Linked DNA regions of Homo sapiens: all the other regions are linked to region 1. Evidence: read pairs that join two places in POLR2A ChIA-PET (ENCODE). Cell type or tissue: PC-9. All regions are shown on one strand. Each heading gives the region's core, and the rest is flanking DNA. Links, peaks and the distances in the headings are about the cores only.

Region 1 (7,467 bases), core at 2,295-4,794:
CACTTTGGGAGACCGAGGCGGGCAGATCACGAGGTCAGGAGATCAAGACCATCCTGGCTAACACGGTGAAACCCCGTCTCTACTAAAAATACAAAAATGAGCCGGGCGTGGTGGCGGGCGCCTGTAGTCCCAGCTACTCGGGAGGCTGAGGCAGGAGAATGGCGTGAACCTGGGAGGCGGAGCTACAGTGAGCCGAGATCGCGCCACTGCACTCCAGCCTGGGTGACAGTGCGAGACTCCGTCTCAAAAAAACAAAAACAAATACAAAAACAGATGAAGATTCAAAATTTCAGTCAATTCAGTGCTTTCTAAAAAATGGATACCAGGCCGGTCGCGGTGGCTCACACCTGTAATCCCAGTACTTTGGGAGGCCGAGGCGGGCGGATGACTTGAGGTCAGGAGTCCAGCCTGGCCAACACGGTGAAACCCCCGGCTCTACTAAAAATACAAAAATTAGCCGGGCATGCAGTGAACCGAGACTGTACCACTGCACTCCAACCTGGGCGACAAAGTGAGACTCTATCTCAAAAAAAAAATCTGGTGTGGTGGCAAGCAACTATCAGGATGCTTGAAATTTCCCTTTCTCAAGTGGCATGTAATTCTTTTAAAATTAGATATTAGGTTGAAGTTAATGTTCATAATCCCTCTCAGGTATCTAGCATATTTTTTATCTAAAAGCCTAAAACCTCATAAATTTACCTAACACTGTCCTTTAATGCTCTTCAAAACATAAAACTTTAATTTTCCAGCATTCTGGGGCATTTAGGAATCACACATTTTTGCAAAGCAAAATTCCAAATGTATCTTTCCTTCATGTTCTCTCCTCTAGTGGCAAAATCGAGAAGAAATCTAATCTGAATGTTCCCTACCTTAACAATACTGACACTGTCAGGTCCAATTTAAAGACTAATTTTTATTAAAAGATAAATTTGATCTATTTTAGCCCATTTGGGATTACCTTAATTGGTCGTCACAGCAATGATTCAGGGCTAATGGAAACTAAAGAGATTTAGTACCATGAAGCAAAGTCACTTTTAGATTTTTGCCACCTAAGAACTGGGATGAATAGATTTTCTTATAGTTCATATTTAAATAATATATTTAATGTGGGTTGGGCACGGTGGCTCACGCCTGTAAATCTAGCACTTTGGGAGGCCTATGAGGGGGGATCAGTTGAGGTCAGGGGTTCGAGACCAGCCTGGCCAACATGGTGAAACCCCCTCTCTACTAAAAATATTTAAAAAATTAGCCCAGCGTGGTGGTGGGCGCCTGCAATCCCAGCTACTCGGGAGGCTGAGGCAGGAGAATCGCTTAAACCCAGGAGCCAGAAGTTGCAGAGAGCTGAGATGGCACCACTGCACTTCAGCCTGGGTGACAGAGCGAGACTCTGTCTCAAAAAACAAAAACAAAAAATATATATATATATATATATATATTTAATGTCCAATTTTATGGTCTTAATAGCAAGAAAAACACATGCTAAGTAAACTATTTATCTTAGTTTAATCCAAATATCTTACCTGGGTTCCTTGACATGGCTGGAACTGGCTGGGAGCTGACAAGTTGGGTCATGTATGCCTTCTGAAAACTGTATTTTAACCACAGTGATTTGCAACAATGTGTTACTTTGGGAGATGGATTGAGAACTTCTTTAGTTTCATAAACAATGCCATCATGTTTTTTCTTCATGTTTTTTCCCTGTTGAAAAACATATTTTCAGAGGCTTTCCCCCATTTCTCAGTAAATATTTGGTATTTTAGATAAATATTAATGTTTTAACAATATCAGCAGCATTTATTCCACATATAAGAGAGTTATGGATTGGGGTAGAAGGTGGACCAGAGTGATCCCTAAGGTCTTTTTCGATTTAGTTAAACATCTTTCTAGGCTGCCGCATCCTTATCACCTATTACACCGGCCTGCATCCTTATCTCCCATTAGTCTTTCTTCTCTCTCTCTCGCTTTTTTTTTTTTTTTTTTTTTTTTTTTTTTTTGAGACGAAGTTTTGCTCTTGTTGCCCAGGCTGGAGTGCCATGGCCCCATCTCGGCTCACCACAACCTCTGCCTTCTGGGTTCAAGCAATTATCCTGCCTCAGCCTCCTGAGTAGCTGGGATCACAGGCATGCGCCACCACGCCTGGCTAATTTTGTATTTTTAGTAGAAACAGGGTTTCACCATGTCGGCCAGGCTGGTCTCAAACTCCTGACCTCAGGTGATCCGCCTGCCTCAGCCTCCCAAAGTGTTGGGATTACAGGCGTGAGCCACAGCACCTGGCCTCTTCTCTTTTCAAGAGCCACATTCCATCAGGGGAAGTGTGTAAATTGGTACACTGAGAAAAAGAGAGACAAATGGGTATAGCCAAAATAAAGTAGATCAAAACCTAGAGAGGCGGAGAGGGGTGGAGATGGAATACAACACACTCTTTGTCCTATTTCCTCATGTGTGTGTGTGTTTCCTCCCCAAAACAATTCTCATAGTCCTCTTTGATCCTTCATACACACACATTCTGTCTCTGCAGACACTAATATGAAGATTACTCTTCCGCCCCCTTTCCCTTTTCCCCTCCAATATTGTAGAATCAATCCAAATGAGATGAAGAATTGCATTAGGACTTTTTTTTTCTTTTTTTTTTTTGAGACAGAGTCTTGCTCTGTCGCCCAGGCTGGAGTGCAGATCTCGGCTCACTGCAACCTCTGCCTCCTGGGTTCAAGCAATTCTCCTGCCTCACCCTCCCGAGTAGCTGGGACTACAGGTGCGTGCCACCATGCCCAGCTAATTTTTATATTTTTAGTAGAGACGGGGTTTCACCATATTGGCCAGGCTGGTCTTAAACTGCTGACCTCGTGATCTGCCCTCCTCAGCCTCCCAAAGTGCTGGGATTACAGGTGTGAGCCACCATGCCCGGCCGCATTATGACTTGTTGTCTTCCTGGGCATTTAATTCTTTTGACTTGAAGGGTGGCCACAGAGTTCAAAACTTTCTGTTCTACCTCCTAAATCTACCTTCTATTCTAACTTCTAAATCTAAGTTACTGGAAAGGGAAAGAATGGCTAAGACCACAATGAGCTGCTAAGATAATAGAGGTGGACTTCAGGAGCCTTACATCAGTGCTGTCTAATAAAAATAAGTGAACCACATATATGATTTTAAGTTTTCTAGTAGCTACATTTAATAAGTAAAAAGAAATGAGTAAAATTAATTTTAATGATATATTTTATTTAATCTAATATATCCCCAAATAAATCTAAATATTGTCATTTCAACATGTAATCAATATAAAAAATTATTAATGAAATATTTTACATTCTTATTAATTTAAGTCAAGTCTTCAAAATCTGGTATGCATTTTGCACTTACAGCACATCTCAATTCAGACTAGGCATATTTTGGGTGCTCAGTAGCCACATGCAGCCAGTGGCCACTGTACTGTACTTTACTGGACGGCCAGCCATACAAACCAAGGGGAGAAAGATTGTCAAATAGAATTGTGACTCATCGTTTTTCAAATGTACCATATTTTCCAGTGTAGACTGCTACCTCAATGTATTGCTTAAGTTTGTAATTCAGGCCAGACTGGGGGATAGGGAGCTGAGAAATGAGGTGTTGTGGGTTTCTGGGCATTTTTAGTGCCTTGGGCAGCCTGGCATTTTAACTGGACTCATTAGGCAAACTTCTGACCCTAATTTGATTTGTCAGGTAAGACATGCTGTTCAGCTCATGTGTCAGAGCCAGATCAGCCCTGGATGAACTGATAAAAGTACTAAAATTCCTGGCCGGGCGCGGTGGCTGACGCCTGTAATTCAGCACTTTGAGAGGCTGAGGCGGGCGGATCATGAGGTCAGAAGATCAAGACCATCCTGGCTAACACGGTGAAACCCTGTCTCTACTAAAAATTCAAAAAATTAGCCAGGCGTGATGGCACGCACCTGTAGTCCCAGCTACTCGGGAGGCTGAGGCAGGAGACTGGCTTGAACCCTAGAGGTGGAGGTTGCACTGAGCCGAGATCGCGACAGAGCGAGACTGAAAAAAAAGACAACTATTCCTAAATGAGCAAAGTTGATAATCAAGATGTAGCTACCAGGCGAGTTTCTTACCTGAAAGAGCTGGCCGGCTGACAGCTTTACCCATTAGCCCATTGTGAAACTGTCATTTTGTACTAGTCATTCATGTGACATTGCTAGACAACTGAGAATAAAATATCTAACCACAGCCTTTTAAATTAAACTATCAAGAATGTTGGATTTTATTTTTCCCAAGTAGGTTTTTATTATAATTTCCCCCAAACAATACTGCAGGATGTTAATAGGTATTCATTGAAAATAATTAATGCTAATTATATTTTTCATCTAAAACTTTTTTTTTTTTTGAGACGGAGTCTCTCGCTCTATCACCCAGGCTGTAGTGCAGTGGTGCCACCAAGCCCAGCTAATTTCTGTATTTTTAGTAGAGACGGGGTTTCACCAAGTTGTCCAGGCTGGTCTCGGACTCCCAACCTCAGGTGATCCATCCACCTCGGCCTCCCAAAGTATTGGGATTACACGCATGAGCCACCGCGCACAGCCTAAAACTTATTTTAAAATATATGTCAGGACCAGAAGTGGTGTGGCTTATGCCTGGAATCCCAGTACTTTGGGAGGCTGAAGTGGGCTGATCACTTGAGCTCAGGAGTTTGAGAACAGCCTGGGCAACATGGTGAAATCTGGTCTCTACAAAAAAATACACAAATTAGCCTAGTGGTTGCGCACACCTGTAATCCCAGCTACTCAGGAAGCTGAGGTGGGAGAATCACTTGAGTCCAGAAAATTGAGGCTGCAATGAGCCATGTTTACACCACTGCATTCCAGCCTGGGGTACAAAGTGAGAGTGAGACCCTGTCTCAAAAAAAAAAAAAAATTGCATAATTACCCTTAAGAAATGTTGGCCCTACCTGAAAATATTATATAACCAGGAAATCTCAGAATTCATGAAAGCATGAGAATATATCTGCAGATGCTTCAGCAACCATTTAGTTGATGTATGTTGTCTATTTAATAATTACTGGTTTATGTTAGGTATCTTGTCATTATTATTATTATTTTCTTTTTCTTCACTTTTCTTTTTTCTTTTTTTCTTTTCTTTTTTTTTTTTTTGAGATGGAGTTTCACTCCTTTTACCCAGGCTGGAGTGCAATGGTGCAATCTCGGTTCACTGCAACCTCCGCCTCCCAGGTTCAAGCGATTCTTCTGCCTCAGCCTCCTGTGTAGCTGGGATTACAGGTGCACACCACCATGCCTGGCTAATTTTTTATTTTTAGTAGAGATAGGGTTTCACCGTGTTGGCCATGCTGGTCTCGAACTCCTGACCTCAAGTGATCCACCCACCTCGGCCTCCCAAAGGGCTGGGATTACAGGCGTGAGCCACCATGCTGGGCTAAGTCTTATTATTTTGATATATATTTACGAAAGTTTTTACTTAATAAAATAATTTATTTCTTTGTGGGTTGTTCTGATATAAAGCTTAAAATACATTAGAAGTAAAGCTTTTGGCCAGGCACAGTGGCTCGCGCCTGTAATCCCAGCACTTTGGGAGGCCCAGATAGGTGGATAGGTGGATCACTTGAGATCAGGAGCTCGAGAGTAGCCTGGCCAACATGGCAAAACCTTGTCTCTACTAAAAGTACAAAACTTGGCCAGGCGTAGTGGCGCATGACTGTAGTCCCAGCTACTTGGGAGGCTGAGGCAGGAAAATTGCCTGAACCCGGGAAGCAGAGGTTGCAGTGGGGTGAGATCGCACCAGTGTACTACAGCTTGGGTGACAGAGCGACACTCCATCTCAAAAAAAAAAAAAGTAAATCTCTTATCATTTCTTCTGTCCATTAATTATTAATTCATCTATGGGTTCACATTTTGCTGTCTATGTGTTGTAGGTTAAATAACAGCTTCACAAAATGTCCACATCCTAATTCCCAGAACCTGTGAATATGTTACCCTACCAGGCAGAATGGACTCTGTAGATGTAATTATATTAAAGCTCTTGAGATGAAGAGATTATCCTGGATTAGCTAGGCCCAACCTAATCATATAATCCTTAGAGAGGGAGGCAAGAGGGCCAGATTCACAGAAAGAAATGTGACAATGGAAGCAGAGGTCAGAATGACATGAGAAGAATCTATCTATAACCCAAGGAATGCAGGCAGCCTCTAGAAGCCGAAAAAGATAAGGAGATGGATTCTCTCCTAGAGCCTCCAGATGGAATGCAACCCTGCCAACTCATTTTAGACTTCTGACCCCTAGAACTGTAAGATAAATTTGTATTGTATTAAGCCACTAAGTTTGTGGTCATTTGTTACAGCAACAGTAGAAAACTTATATACTACGTTAATCTGAGTGCATAATATTGTTAGTAAATTGTCGTTTTATTTAATTTTTTTTTAATTTTTTGAGACAACGTCTCGCTCTGTCACCCAGGCTGGAGTGCAGTGGCCCAAGCTGGAGTGCAGTGCCGCGATCTTGGCTCACTGCAACTTCCACCTCCCAGGCTCAAGCAATTCTCCTGCCTCAGCCTCCTGAGTGGCTGGGATTACAGGAGCTCACCACCACGCCCAGCTAATTTTTGTATTTCTTACTAGAGATAGGGTTTCACCATGTTGGCCAGGCTGGTATCAAACTCCTGACCTCAAGTGATACACCCCCCTCGGCCTCCCAAAGTGCTGGGATTACAGGCGTGAGCCACCATGCCTGGCCGTAAATTGTCATTTTAAAAGTGTTCATTGTAAGATAAATTTGGAAATGTAATTATGGAAAAACTATACTATAAAATGGGCTCTTGTCCATAGCAATAAACAGATGATCATAATAACTAGGAATGCTGAACTCTAAATAATTACTTATTAGTGATGGCAACTGTAAATTAAGCTACAAATCTTTACAGCAAGCAGTGTATGTTGGTTGACAATGAAAAATATTGATCTTTTACTGAATGCCAGGCACTGCTCTGGACCCTGGGGATATAGCAGTGAACAAGACACACATTGTTCCTTTTCTTGCAGAGCTACAGTCTAGCAGAAGAAAGAGGCTATATTAGAGTCATGTTGGGCGTTACAAGAGTACATTGGCCCAGCACGGTGGCTCATGCCTGTAATCCCAACACTTTGGGAAGCTGAGGTGGGCTGATCACTTGAGATCAGGAGTTCAGGAACAGCCTGGGCAACGTGATGAAACCGTGTCTCTACAAAAAATAGAAAAATTACCTGGGTGTAGTGGCATGTGCCTGTGGTCCCAGCTACTCAGAAGGCTGAGGTGGAAGGATCACTTGAGTCTGGGAGGCAGAGGTTGTAGTGAGCCAGATTGGGCTACTGCACTCCAGCCTGGGCAATAGAGTGAGACCCTGCCTAAAAAATATATATCTATCTATCTAAACCAGGCGTGGTGGCTTATGCCTGTAATCCTAGCACTTTGGGAGGCCGAGGTGAGGATATCGTTTGAGGTC
Region 2 (7,467 bases), core at 1,840-4,339, 77 kb after region 1:
AAACATTCTTTTAATACCTTCTTGGGCACTGTGCAAGCATTCCTCTAGAGTATTAACTAGAATATTGCTGAGCCTTGGGTTATAAGCATTTAAACTTGAGGTATCTTCCATGTCCTCCAAAGTAGTTAGTCCCTATTTAAACCAACCCCGGTGGGGATTAGCTTCTGGTACTCCATATCTCATCAAGACTTGGCTTTGTCAGATTTTTTTTTATTTTTACCAATCTGATGAATATGAAATGGGATCTCTTTTTTTTTCTTTTTAAGAGATGGGGTCTTGCTCTGTCACCCGGGCTGGAGTGCAGTGGTATGATCATAGCTCACTGCAGCCTTGAAATCCTGGCCTCAAGGGATTCTCCTGCCTCAGCCTCCTGAGTAGCTGGGACTGTAGGGATGTGCCAGCATGGCTGGGATCTTGTTTTAATTTGCATTTACTTTATTTCAAGTAGGGTTGAGCACATATTCATATTTTAATTAGCCATCCAGGTTTTTATTATGAATTCCTATTCAGATCCTTTGTCCATTAGTATTTTTTAAGTTGTGTTGTCCTTTTTCTTATTGATTCATAGGAATTCTTTATGAATTCAGGACATTAATCTGTTTAAGATATTTGTATACTGCAAGTATCTTCTCCCAGATTGACGCTTGTTATTTTTATTGTGATTTTTTTAATGAAGTAGTATTTGTTACCAAAAGTAAATATGTCACATACATACATCTGTTAATTACATACATTATCAAATTATAATGCATAATCATGAAAATGAATAGCCACGAGTTCAACTGAAGAACCAAGGAATACCAATATTATTAAAGCTAAACATGTACTCCTCCTCGTCTCTCCTGCTTCTCTTAACCACTATGCTGAATTTCGTGTTTTGTCACTCCTCTGCTTTTAAAAAGAATTTTGCCATCTATCTCTCTAAATGAGATCTTAGTTTTATTTTTGAGCTTTATTAAAATGGTACCATTCTATATACAGTCTTCTGCTATTAGATTCTTCCTCTCAACTTTGTTTCTAAAATTGATTCACACTGTCACAAGTAGCTGTTCGTTCAATTATTTTTACTGCTGCAAAATATTCTATTCCAGAATGTAACTGTTTTCCTGTGGATGGACACTGGATTATTCCCAGTCTTTTGCTATTATGAAAATGCAATAAACATTCTTCTGAATGTCTCCTGGTTCACATGTGCAGTTTCTCCAGGGCCTATGACTAGGGGTAGAATTGCAGCGCTGTAGGGTGTACACATGAATTCTGAAAGATAATTCCAAAGTAGCTGTACTGTGTGGCTTGTCTTTTCATTTCTTTACGTCTTTTGATATATAGAAGGTTTTTTTTCCTTAAAGTAATAAAATAAACCAACTTTTTCCTTTATGAGCTGTAGTTCTTGTTTAAGAAATCCCTCTTTACTCTGAGGTCATAAAGATATTGCCCTGTATTTTCTTTAAAAATTTTTAAAGTTTAATTTCCCATCTAGAATTGACTTTTGCATATACTGTAAGGTAGGGATCCATTTTTTCCATATAGCTAAGTGTGTGTGTGTGTGTGTGTTTGTGTGTGTATGATATATATTTAAATGCAGATATTAACACAAATGCCAGTGTTGTCTTTTGTCTTTAAGCTTTAAAAACTGACATGTGGATTAGGCCCTCTCCAAGAATTTTCATTCTAATCATAAAGGTAAGAAATTACAAACTCTTTAATTTAGAGATGAGGTTTACTCTACCAAAGATGAATGTAAATCTAAGCAGATCTTACTTGTTCAAAGATTTCCATTATAAAACCAGAGGTCTACTGCCAGAGGAAAAGAACTCCTTCAAGATACCAGTGCATTAAAAAAAACTCTTAACGAGTTATAAAATATAGCAAACAACAGGCTCAAACCTGTGAAGGTAAAAGTATTGCTCTTATTCCAGAAACTAGAGTCTGCCACTGGAGCTCGCTCGCATTTTACCACACTTTTTACCACACCATCTGTACCAGGTGTGCCCTTTCCAATCTAAGGACTGCCCCCTTCCCAAACCTTTGTTGTTTTCCACACCAGGGTGTCCTCCAACTCCAACCTCGTAAATCTGTACTCCAGTTTCTCCTTTTTTCTGTCTGGGTATTTCAAGTGTCAATGAAAATTGCTATCTGGAATAGCTCTGTTGGTTGTTAACAGTCATTTCAACTGAATGTGTTCTAACCTTATGATTTTGTGTCAGGGTTTTAGAAGAAATAAAGCAATTTAATTTCCTACTCACTTCTGTAAATTCAACCCTAAAAAATTAAACTGACCAAGATTGGATGCCTATGTGTCTATTACCTTTTATATCTGTAATTAACTTAAAGCTGACTCATATTAATCAGTTACTGGGGCCTAAGGTTATACAGGACGACATAACAATTTAAAACATTACAATATGATTTAAGCAGCCGAGGAATGAAGCTAAAGCCTCTACTTTTTTTAGTGATTCCCAATGGACTAAAAAGTAATAGGCTGAGTAGCAATTACATATGTTAGGCTTAACCTAGAGCAGTAAATTTATATTAACCATTAACGAATATCAATCTTCAGCTTGGTACTAGCTGAATGGGATCACTAACAAAAGGTCAAAGTAACACAGTTAATTAACATTTGGAAGACTGAGAGGTGGCTTCATTTTCTTCAAGTTATGAAAAGAGATAATATGAAGATGACCTTAATTTACACTTTCCCATTTCTACTGTATATAGTATAAAAAGGCAAGAACCTTAACCATAGCATCAGGGCCTTAAGTTTATTCAGATTTTCAAAAATGTTTTTAACTATTAAATGACATTTAACTGCAAATACGAAAATTGTGAAATTGCTTTCCTTATAGAACTATAGAAATGGTTCCTCTAATCATGACATGACCCTTGGGTACACATCAAAGAGCACAAAGCTTGTCTTGGAATATAAGGAACAATTCAAAACACTTAAGCTTTATCCCCAAAATACTTGTCAGCACAGTAGCCAAAGGTTAAATCCTGGCCTCCAAAAAAAAAAAAAAAAAAAAAAAAGAAAGAAAGAAAAGAAAGGAAAGAAAGAAAGAAAAGAAATCACAGATTCCTTACCTTCTGTTTCCAAAAAATAGATAAATATTAGTTTCCCAACAACGCAGGAGCTATTATTTAAGACATAACCTCTTCAGTGGAGGTTCTCCACATTCACTGCACAGTAGAATCACTCAGTCTTTTAAAAACCAGATACCCAGACTATATCCCAGACCAACTGAATCATAATTTCTGTGGGTGGAACCTGGACATCAACATGTTCTGAAGTTCCCCAAGTGATTTTGTTGTGCAACCAAGGTTAAAAACTACTCCTCTGTGGAGAGACATAATAGAAGCATCTGACCAAATTTGTTCCTGACACTCCCTAATCCTCAACAAGATAAACCATTTTTCAACCACATACAGAATTCAGAAGTTTAAAGAGTCGCAGAGTTCCCAAGGAAGGGAGACTATTTTGTAACTAACTGTACTAAACTGAAGATTTCCCAAGTAAATATTGTCTGAGGCCCCACTGATAGGTGGGCTTCAAATAAATCAAAACGAATGCAAGGCTTTCCTTTGACTCTTCCTTAAACCATCCCATAGGCTTCCATTTTCACATGTAACTGACATCCACCTATTAGTGACCTACTAAGAGTGTTATTAAAGGTACTCTAGAGAACTGTAAATCAGTATTTTACTAGGAATTCTGACTGAAACACAGTATTTGGTAAACTTGCCAAGTTACTACCATATATGTGGGCAAACGGAAGTGCTACCATTTCCAGACAATACATTTGCATGACCATCATTCCAAGTTAGTCAGTTTCCCATTGCTGCTACTCTGCTTTCTAATGACCAAATGTTAGTTTGGCTTTACCATCATCAATTTCATTTGCTATGGGTTTCTTGCAAAGCTTAAGAATGTAGTGATACGCATTTCTATTATCTGGCCAATAACTTTCCAGTAACTGGACACTGGAACATGTACACTGAACTTCAAACATGAACCAATTTATCAGCTATTGGCAAAAAATAAATTCTGCTTAGACAGCAATATTTCACTGGTAAATTTGTACTTCCAACATACTATCAAGGTAAACACGATGTTTCTTATTTTTCAGCCTGTAGGACATAATTTTATATAGGCACAAAGTCAAATGCATATAAAGTAATAAGCATTCCCTTTATATTTCTCTCCAATCTTTATAAGTAAGTTCTTTTTTACATCACAAAGTCAGAAAGTGTGAGGCAAATGAATTGAGGAGTCTTGACTTGCCCTTGCCCGAGTGGATCAAAATTTTTAAAAAGTTTGAGAATTGATGCCTGAAAACTCTAAGTAGGTATTTGTACTTAGTTCTGACAGATCTCCAGCTTAAATATAACCCCTTTACCACTATGAAAATGGAGAAAAGGTGGGGCAGGAAGGAAAGGTATTGTTACCAAGCTAAAAGGTCAGAATGAGGTCGCCCACGGAAAATGTCACAATCAAAACAACCTAATATTACCTGTCCTCCTTCAAAAGATTCCTTTCGGTCCTACCAACCTAACAACAGCACTCTCTTTAGGTAATCTTAAAAGCAAGGGATATGTTGCAAATATTTGTCAAATGCAAATTTATGTGAAAATCTTTTGAACTTATTCATACTTGGTTTGTAGCATTTCAGAAGCCACAGATATTACTTACTAGCTGACGTCTATTTCTTTTCCAGGTTTCTGCTTTCCTTTTGGAATTCATGTTCTGGAAAGCTGAAAGTAAAGAATACAAGCTGCAGTCAAAGTTCAGACCAAAATGTTTACTACTTTTTTTAGTAGGCTCTTTCAAGTCACATGAGACCCTAAAGTCTTGCTTTTCTTCTACTCATACATCAAAAGCTCCAGATGATACATATCCTAGTACGTTTACAGTAAACCCAAATCAGAGGCTGTAAAGCATTAACTTAAAAGACTCACACAGAGTTGTAAAAGGCACTCCCATGTGGATCAAGTGGCAGAGGATACAGTACAGGACTTAATCAGAATTACAGGGAATTCAGTCTCAACTAGAATTGAGGTCCTAACGTGGACCTAAAACAGTCACAATTTCTCAAAATTACCATCAATTTTCCAAGTAGTAGTAACTTATATGATCAGGGACATCTGAATTTATGATACATGATTTGACATATGCTTTTCTAGGATGAACTGAAATTTTACTACATAGTTGTCAACGATTTCATAGTGCTCAAATGGAAGTGACTGTCATAAAGATAAACTTCTTTCTGTCATGAAGGACAAATCTAGCCCAGGACAAATCTAGCCCAGAACTGTTCCCAGGAGTTTTTCCTCTACTACTTCTGCTTGCTTGTCCCATACTCATCCCCAGTGACCTTCCCAGTAGACCTCTAAAGACCCCTTTCAACCTCTGCCTTCACACACTTGGTACCCACTCATTCATCTTGCCTCACCAGACAACACAAATCACAGGCAAACCTGGGAAGGTATTTTTATTCTCTACATACTCAAAGTGTGAGAATCTCCTATCTGTTCTAATTTGGTTACAAGGGAAACAGCTCTTCTAGGCCCAGTTAGAACGAAAAGGCTAACGTAATTGTTACCACTTACTGAAATCACTGGGGAGGCTGTGGTTCAGATTCCTATAAAATTCTGTCCTATGTGCTTTTTTCAGTCCTGTGCAAAGACCAAAGTCAGAAAGTTTCACATGGCCCTATGGGGAAGAAACAAGGTGATAGATGGATGAGTATTCTTGGAGGTAGAACAGAACATTACGTTCTGCTCCTTCCAGCATCCATTATAGCTCTACAGCCAAAGTACACTGCTCCTTCTTTTATGATAGGAAAAATCATGTAATTGCAGATAAATTTTTTAATCCCAAATCCTATTATACTAATAAAACTATTTTCATTTCTGCATATCATCTTTGGTTTTATCCAAATACTGATTTTTAAACATAGCTGACCCCTCCATAGCATCTAGAGACAATTTTACTACTTCTTGTACTCAAATATTCCTCTGTTTCTATATGGTATTCAGAATTTTTTTTTTTTTTTTTTTTTGAGACATGGTCTTGCTGTGTCACCCAAACTGGAGTACAATGGCGTGATCATGGCTCACTGCAGCCTCGACCTCCCAGGTTCAAGCAATCCTCCCAACTCAGCTTCCTGAGTAGCTGGGACCTCAGTTGTGTGCCACCACGTCCGACTAATTTTTTTTTATTTTTTGGAGATACAAGGTTTCCCTGTGTTTCCCAGGCTGGTCTCAAACTCCTGAGGTCAAGTGATCCTCCCATCCCAGCCTCCCAAAGTTCTGAGATTATAGGCATGCGCCACCACACCTGGCCAAAATTACCACTTTAAAAGTCTACATAATATTCAGTTTACTTGGGACTTCATTGTTTACCTTACCATCCCCCTAATACTGGATGTGCATTCCATTTTCAATTCTTAGCTCTCATATAACATGGATTATCAGGTCCCCTCTGACAGAGTCTGTATTCCCAGACCTAACCGGGCATGATTCAGGATGACCTTAATAAATGGTTGTTAAATGAAGAGTAAATCTTTTCAAAATTGTTCATATAGCTTTTCCTCCTCTTATAACATTGGAATAAATTCCAGGAGTAAACTGTTTCAAAGACAAAGGGAATAAATATTATTGGATAGTCCTTGATAAATGCTATTGCCATGAGATCCTTGGGCTTCTAGCCAGAAGCCTCTGTGGTCATTGATGCCTTTACCCGAGTTTTGCTCAGGTCCGCTGGGCTCATTCCGCCCACTCAGCCTGGCAGGCTTGTGCTACCAGCGCGGATCCCAAGCCTGCCAAGGGCAAGAAAAGCACAGAGTGGCAAGGCGTGTGTGAGTGAGTGCGGGGTCCAGCCACTGCACACAGCCAGGCACACCGGTGGCCACTGCACACAGCCAGGCAGAGCAGGTAGCTCCAGGTGCCAGCATAGTTGCTGGCTCCATGCAAGCCTGCAGCTGGATGAGATGCACTGCAAGCGGCTTCTGCTGTGGGCACCTGCATCTGGACGAGGGGAATGCAGTGGCACCTGGAAGCTTGGAGATGCCAGAAACCGCAGAGCCCTAAAGGGGGTGTCACAGCACTGGCTCAGGAAGCCCCTAAGTCTGGGCTCCTGGAAGGGCCGCCGCTCTTCTCTCCTTCTTGTTGCCTGCAACACGGCGAGCAAGGGAGACATATTTCAGCCCTGTTTGTGTTACCGCTCTTTCAGCCCCACCATTTGACAGGTCCCAGGTTCTTGTCCTGCATTCAGGAACAATGAGGTATACGGACAACTGGAGCATGAACAAGGTGAAGAGGAGCTTTACTGAGCGACAGTACAGCTCTCAGGAGACCCAAAGTGGGTTGCTCCTTTCCGCAAGCAGGTCATCCTGACATCTGTGCAGCCCTCAGTGCAGAAAAGACCCAGAGTGGGTACCTCCCAGACGCAGGCAGGTCATCCCATCTGCC
Region 3 (7,467 bases), core at 1-2,500, 470 kb after region 1:
GTAGAGACAGGGTTTCGCCGTGTTGGCCAGGATGGTCTCGATCTCCTGACCTCGTGATCCACCTGCCTCGGCCTCCCAAAGTGCTGGGATTACAGGCGTGAGCCACTGCGCCCGGCCCCCTTTGTGTATTATTATTATTATTTTTATTTATTTATTTTTATTTTTTTTTTGAGACGGAGTCTCTCGCTCTGTCGCCCAGGCTGGAGTGCAGTGGCGCGATCTCGGCTCACTGCAAGCTCCGCCTCCCGGGTTCCCGCCATTCTCCGGCCTCAGCCTCCCAAGTAGCTGGGACTACAGGCGCCCACCATCATGCCTGGCTAATTTTTTTGTATTTTTAGTAGAGACGGGGTTTCACCGTGTTAGCCAGGATGGTCTCGATCTCCTGACCTCATGATCTGCCCGCCTCGGCCTCCCAAAGTGCTGGGATTACAGGCGAGAGCCACCATGCCCAGCCTGTGTATTTTTAAATGGTGAATTTTAAAATACACTGATTATATGGTAGCAGCTTGGTGAGCCTTGCAGTCCCTATAGTTCTCAAATTCTAAATTCTTCCAGAAGTAAACCTAAGTGGCTTGTTTATGAAAATGGATTAGTTCTTAAGGCACATTGGAAGTAGCAGAAGAAGCCTGTTTTGTTTTGTTTTTTTTCTTGGTATTAAGGTATTTGTTTGCTGGGATTAATGCCTTTTCTATCTTTCCTTGTAGGTTCTCGCAACCTTGGGATTAATCTTGCTCACTGCCTACTTTGTGATTCAACCTTTCAGCCCATTAGCACCTGAGCCAGTGCTTTCTGGAGCTCACACCTGGCGCTCACTCATCCATCACATTAGGCTGATGTCCTTGCCCATTGCCAAGAAGTACATGTCAGAAAATAAGGGAGTTCCTCTGCATGGGGGTGATGAAGACAGACCCTTTCCAGGTAAAATGCAACATTTATTACTTATTAGATATAGTTTTCTTGACAGTATATGATAGGAAAGGAAGTAACATTTATTGATACCTAATGAGAGGCAAGCTCCCTATATTGTATCTTTTAATTCAGTCCCCACTAAAACTCTATGAGATGGGGTTTATTATCCCCGTTTCACAGATTAAGAAACCAAGGGTCAGAGAGATTAAGAAACTCGCTAGAGGAACATCTGGTAGAGCCAAATACACACCCCCAAATTCCAGAACACACATGATGGGGACAAATGTCTTTGCCCATAAAAAGGATTTGATTGTATCTCATCCTTTTCTCTCCTGTGATTCCTGTCCATAATGCATATTTAATACATAGGTATTGGTTTATTGAAAGCAACCGAGTTCAGCTTGCTTCTAAAGGTCCTCTAACAGTCCTTGGCCTATTGGGCTAGGTTTTTGTCTGGGTATATCCCACTCTTTCAGTTTAGTCCTTCTGTCTGTCACAGCTCATTTAATTTAGTCCTCTAAAGTATATCAATTTTGCCAGTAAGTAGAAATTAAAAAACACATAAATTTAGTAACAGTGCATCGGTGGCATAAGAATTCATAGTCTGATAGACTATTTGAGGGGTTTCCTTTTGAGAACAGTGTTAACATGTAATAAGAGTTGAAATTTACTTTTTCAGGCTGGGTGTGGTGGTTTACAACTATAATCCTAGCAATTTGGGAAGCTGAGGCAAAAGGATTGGTTGAGCCCAGGAGTTCAAGACCAGCCTGGGCAACATAGCGAGACCCTGCCTCCAATTTTGTGTGTGTGTGTGTGTGTGTAAAGAAATTTACTTTTTGAGAAAGGGGGATATTATTTTGGGATTTTTTTGGTGATGTTTATCTTATTTGGCAATGTAGAATAATATGTGTATTAATATCACAAATGGATTATAGAATTTATTGTGTAACCATGATCCGAAACTTTTAGAATGTGTCTTAAATTTTAGGAAAAATGCTTTCAGAAAAAATGTATTTAAGCTTTATAATCATAATGTCATTCTCTTTTTTTTTGAGTTGGAGTCTCGCTCTGTCGCCCAGGCTGGAGTGCAGTGGTGCGATCTTGGCTCACTGCAAGCTCTGCCTCCTGGGTTCACGCCATTCTCCTGCCTCAGCCTCCTGAGTAGCTGGGACTATAGGTGCCCGCCACCACGCCCGGCTAATTTTTTGTATTTCTAGTAGAGACAGGGTTTCACCGTGTTAGCCAGGATGGTCTCATAATGTCATTCTTTAAGATCTAATGAGTCATAAAAATCATCCCTTGGATTGGGTCTCCATCGAAAGCTATTTTTGTATACTTGAGGAAGTCATGGAAAGGTTTCCAAAATTGTATCAAAATCAGAGGAAGGGAACATTGTAAGACAAGAATTCCACCTCAGGAGTTTTTGTTTTTTTTTAAAAAATCAACAGCTCAGATATTTCATTTGAAAATTTCAGATGTAACTTCCTTGTATTTATTGGGAAGGTTGCTTTTGAAATGTCACCAACAGAGCTAAAAAAAAAAAAATGCAGTCTCAAACTCCTATTAGAACGGTTCAAAGTGTTTGGAGGAAACAGCGAGAGAAACTTGTCAGTTAGGCCAGTCTGTGCCTCTTCCTCAGACACACCAGTCTCCTTTCCTGACTGTCTTCCCCTCAAAGCCTCCCTAACGGCAACTCCTGATGAGTTTTCCTGACCTGGTTGATGGCATTATCTTCTTCCCCAGTCCTATAAAGTAAATCTCCATACACGGTTGAACTGAGAAATGGGGCATCGTCAATGAACACTGCTCGCTTCTTCTCTAAATCATAGTTTAAACATTCCAGAAACATTAGTGTCTTGTAAACAAGCTGGATTATTTGGACTACTTCAAATCAATATTTTGCCTTGCAGATGGAAATAAAATGAGTCCTTGGAGCTCAGTTGTAGAGAGAGCGAGTGAGCATTGGAAGGGTGTGGCTTTAGCTCTTTAATGTTGTTGATTCTATTAAAGTGCTGTTTTTACTTGTAAATGTGGATGTGGAAGCACCATATTTTCCTATGTATGATAATTCTGGGAAGCTGTAGACATGTGAAACTAACAGCATTTTGCGTAGCATTTGGAAGAAAAGTTAAAAACACGTAATTATATGAAGAGTAAACAGAAACACATGAGGGAGAATTAAGTGCAACTTAATCTGGGCCTGTAAGAGGGCAGGAAAAGTAAAAATATATCATTTTTTAATGTCCTGGTATCAAAAAACAACTACCTTCAGGTTAGGATTAGTTGGCCATACATTTAAAGTAAATGCAAGGGGAGAATGGTGTGACAGATTCCCGAAAGGAAACCCCATATGGTTTCCTGAAGTGCTGGCCTGTCTCACACTCCCAGGGTCATCTGGTGCTCCTTGCAGTGGCACCTCGGGAATGATGGAGGGCAGCTGCAGCCTTGGTGATGTACAAGAGGCACCACCACCAATGACTGGAAGTTTCCCCTGACCCCACCCAGGGAACAAAAAGGTGACAGAGGTGGGGTTCTTTTTCTAGATTTCAGCCTTAGATAGGAAATCCTGCCCCTAAATGCTCTCAATAAGAAGAATGAAGTGACTTTGCAGCGAGTCATGGAAACATCCCGCTCTGCAGCAAAAAATAAGTAAATAAACTGACAGTTGTTTATTACTTACCAGATGCCAGACCCTGTTCAGGGGGCTTTCCATATATCGGCTTATTTAATCTTGACAACATCCCTATAGGGTAGCTTCAGGTTTTATGCCCATTTTACAGATGAGGACACTGAGGCACAGTATGGTTAGGTCACTTGCTCAAGGTCCCAGGTCTGGTCACGGAGCCATGATTTGAACCCAGGCAGCCAGTCTTCAGAGTCTGAGCCCTTCGCCTCTGATGTGAGTAGTCTGTAGCTGTGCAGTAGACCTGAAGAGTCTAGCTTTAAGTCTGATGTTGGAGTTCTACCACTGTCTCTCTCGGATCATCAGTTACTTTCTCTTAACTCCCTAGTCCCTGAAGAGACAATATTCTTTCTGGCTGTTCCAAAGATAAGTGGTCTTCCAAGCTTCTGACCCTTTAGAATTTTCCCGACCTGGTGTTGTCTTAGACATTCAGCCCAGTTCATCCTCCCTAGTCTGCACCCTGACATTCAGCCCAGTTCATCCTCCCTAGTCTGCACCCTTATGGATAATATTTGACTGACTTAATCCTTCCTCTTACTGACCCAGAGTTTTCTCTTTACATTCACATTCTTACTGCTTTTCTCCCCTCCTGGCTTCATATCTTTATAGTCACTTTACTCCTGCCGGCCATCCCCTTGGTTTTTACCATTTCCATGGAATCATTGAGTCTTAAAGCCAGAAAAGAATTTTAGAGTTAATCTAGTACATACCCCATTTTATAAAAGAGGTAACTGAGGCCAGGAGAGGTAAAGGAGCTTGCTTACCCAGCTAAAAGTGGCAAAATCACACTTGAACCCTAGTTTCTTAACTCCCTCTAGCATTCTGTCCAAGATATCACACTTACAGCCTGCCATCTCTGCCCTCAGTCAAGCCAGGCGCTAGCATGTTCAGCCAATTATTTTTTTTACTTTGGTCATTTTCTGGCCAACTTAAAAATAACATATTCATTTCTACTGAGGAAGCCTGGGATAGTTCTCACATACAGTGAAAAGGCACACATTTGGAACTCGATGCATCCCGTAACCTTCAAAGGAAGGATGAAGTAGATCCAGCAACATCAAGAAGTTTTGGAAATAGCAAATCATTTATTGGCCTCAAACTAAGAATCTAGTAAGACTTAGAGAGTCCAGATCTGTGCTCAAAGATGAACTGCTTAGACCGCAAGGAAAACCTTCCTCTTTTATTTGCAAAATAAGCTTACCTTCTGTGATAATAACAGCTCTGTCAAGCACTTACTGTATACCAGGTACTGTGCCGTGCAGTTTATTTCTCAGTCTTCACAGCAGTCACATAAGGTAGATACTGTTTTTATGTTCATTTCAAAGATGAGGAAACTGATGTGCAAGGGGATTGACTGACTTATCTGAAGTCTCACATTTATTTATTTTTAATTTTTTCTTTTGCTGTGTTTTTGATAATAAATTTTCACATTTAGAAACAAATTTTTGTACAAGTGAGAACTCATGAAAATAGACTTTCTCTGTGGTTTGGAGTGGTTCAAATGCATTGCTTCCTGGAGGCAAGGCTGTTGGTGAAATGATTTCTTGGGCTCTTTCCCTCTACGGTGTGTGAAAATGGCTCTGGGCATGGTGCCACACATGCAGGGACCTGGCAGAAGCCTCCTTCATTGTCAAGGCTTCACCCCTGCCTCATGCCCGGGGTACTAGAAGAGGTGCTATGCACAAACAAGCTTCTGGAGAGCAGCCTGATTAAATATTGAGCACACACTAGTGAAAGTCATGGGAACTTTGTCATGGGCTTTGCAGGGTTTTCTTGGCTATATTTATAATGCAAGAAATGATGAAGTTATATTTATTTAATCTTTATTTTGAGGTTTCTGTGAATCCAGATTGCTCATTTGATTTTTCTCCCCATGGACTTAATTCTATTGTTAAAGCTTCTGAAAAATCAGCCTTCCTGCCTGCCTTCCTGCCTTCCTCCCTCCTTCTTTTCCTCCTTCCATCCCTTCCTCCCTCTCCCCAACTTCATTCACTCATTCAGTAAATGTTTATTGAGACCCTGCTATATATGCCAGGCACTGTTCTCAACAAAGCAGTGAACAAAACAGACAAAACCACTGCTCTTGTAGAGCTAGTATTGGCTTTGTTCTTTTCTTTCTTCCCTATCCTTTTTATCCAGAGGGAGTTTTTTGTCCTGGAAAGAAATCTTTTGTTTTGTTTTGTTTTGTTTTGTTTTGTTTTGTTTTTGCCAGGTAAATAATCTATGTAACAGTACTCTCCCCACTCAGAATTCCAGGATATGTTATGGTTGTCTACAGAGAACCAGCCTAAGTGAGTTTTCTTGTAAATAACTCTCAGGCACCAGGAAGCTCCCTGATGGGTGAGACGCTGGCCCATCCATTTTTCTGCCCAGTGCCCAACTTGTAAAGAAGGGTGGATAGTTATGGTCTCTGCACGTTGACTTCAAGGCTGTGTTTTGTCTGAGAGACTGTTTTTGACATCTCCAACAGTGAAATCATTCCAAATCATAGTGAAAACTTGAAATACAAGTTATAAGCTTTATTGAACTTTTATATGTAGGATTTCTCTTCTCTGTCATACCTTTAAAAAATGTTTAAAATATCTGGTATGAGGGATATCTGGAGTAAAGAAGCCTTAGAAATTAAAAGTAGGAAGTTGCTATATAATTTACGCTGACTTTTCTGTCTGGTGCTTCAGGAAAAGTGGTTAGAAACAGGAGGGCTGGAAAGAAGTGAGATGCAGCATATTAGGTAGTCAAAAGCCGTAAACTAGGGTGGCATGGGCTCGGCTGGCTGTGTGCTGTTGGCTGTTTCCCAGGATGGAATTTTGTTCACTTTGTGGCATGATGGCTCCAGCCAGTTGTATAGAGAACACGTCAGACAAAACCTTTTCAGATGGACAGAGGCCAAGCTGGAGTCTGGCCACATCTCTTTCTGTTGTCAGGGACTCTGTGGGGAGAGGAAGAGGAGCCTGCACCCTACCTCCACCCCTAGTTCACCGTTTGCCCGTTCCTCTCTCTAAGCTTATGCTTTATCCACCTTGGTGATCTCAGGCTACAGAGAAATCAAAAGTAGTTCTTTCTTTTAAAGTTTGGGCTCCCTTAGTTCAGGTGGATGGCATAGGCTACCCCATTCCAGTGATCCTTTTTTCTTGTTACTTCCCTTCCTTCTTTGCGGGCCACCAGCCTGGCCACCTCTGCTCCTGTCAGATACCTCTCTGGGGCCAGCCTTCTGAGATGATTTACCTCTACACTTCAGCATTGAATTCTCAGCTTCAGTTTTCATGATCTCCAAGGACATTTTGACTTGGAAAGTACATAAAATACATGCATACAAAGACAGTAAGAGGTGTAATATTTTGATATTTAAAAATACTTATAATAAAGTAATATTTCTCATCTCTATCCTTTTAACTTTTCTACTCAAGCAACTGCTAATAATAACTTGGTATACATCCTTCTGAGTTTTTCCATGTCTATACAAATAGATATACTTAATATATATAAATAGAAATACTTTTTTGTTCACACACATACAAAAGATCTCATATACATATTTTTGGCTAGACACATTGTATTAGTTTCTAAGGCTGCTGAAACAAAGCATCACAGGCCGAGCAGCTTAAAACAACAGAAATCCAGTACCTCACAGTTGTGGAGTCTAGAAGTCAGAAATCCAGGTTGATAGGGCCACGTCCCCTCTCAAAGGCTCTAGGGAAGAATCCTTCCTGGCCTCTTCCAGTTTCTGGTGGTTTTCAGCAGTCCTTGGCATTCCTTGGCTGTGTCAGCATAACTTCAGCCTCTGCCTTTATCTTCACGTGGCCATCTGCTTTCTATGTGTGTCTTTGTGTCTTCTGTCTTCTTCTAAGGACATCATTCAGATTGGATTCAGGGCT

What was found. Peaks named below come from ENCODE experiments on the same cell type or tissue, not always from the same donor. Only the 100,000 strongest peaks of a DNase experiment are listed, where the experiment ranks them.
Region 2: POLR2A ChIA-PET joins it to region 1 with 7 read pairs; 5 of 35 experiments call an interaction of 5 or more read pairs at or near these places.
Region 3: POLR2A ChIA-PET joins it to region 1 with 6 read pairs; 2 of 35 experiments call an interaction of 5 or more read pairs at or near these places.

Annotation. Positions count from the first base shown.
Region 1 is chr6:36,424,394-36,431,860 of GRCh38, forward strand. PXT1 (peroxisomal testis enriched protein 1) reads right to left here. Exons shown (of 5, transcript NM_152990.4): 3 at 1,521-1,698. The coding sequence starts at 1,689. Among named protein-coding and RNA genes, the nearest start is that of PXT1, 15 kb to the right of the region's middle. In PC-9, for the core only: a CTCF peak has its summit at 4,615; a DNase peak (open chromatin) is centred at 3,558; H3K27ac peaks cover 574 bases.
Region 2 is chr6:36,501,896-36,509,362 of GRCh38, forward strand. It overlaps STK38 (serine/threonine kinase 38), which reads right to left. Exons shown (of 14, transcript NM_007271.4): 8 at 5,605-5,707; 9 at 4,688-4,749. Among named protein-coding and RNA genes, the nearest start is that of STK38, 42 kb to the right of the region's middle. In PC-9, for the core only: no CTCF peak of the experiment used is centred there; no DNase peak of the experiment used is centred there.
Region 3 is chr6:36,901,517-36,908,983 of GRCh38, forward strand. It overlaps C6orf89 (chromosome 6 open reading frame 89), which reads left to right. Exons shown (of 9, transcript NM_001286635.2): 4 at 705-918. Among named protein-coding and RNA genes, the nearest start is that of C6orf89, 19 kb to the left of the region's middle. RefSeq lists a silencer at 7,277-7,467. In PC-9, for the core only: no CTCF peak of the experiment used is centred there; no DNase peak of the experiment used is centred there.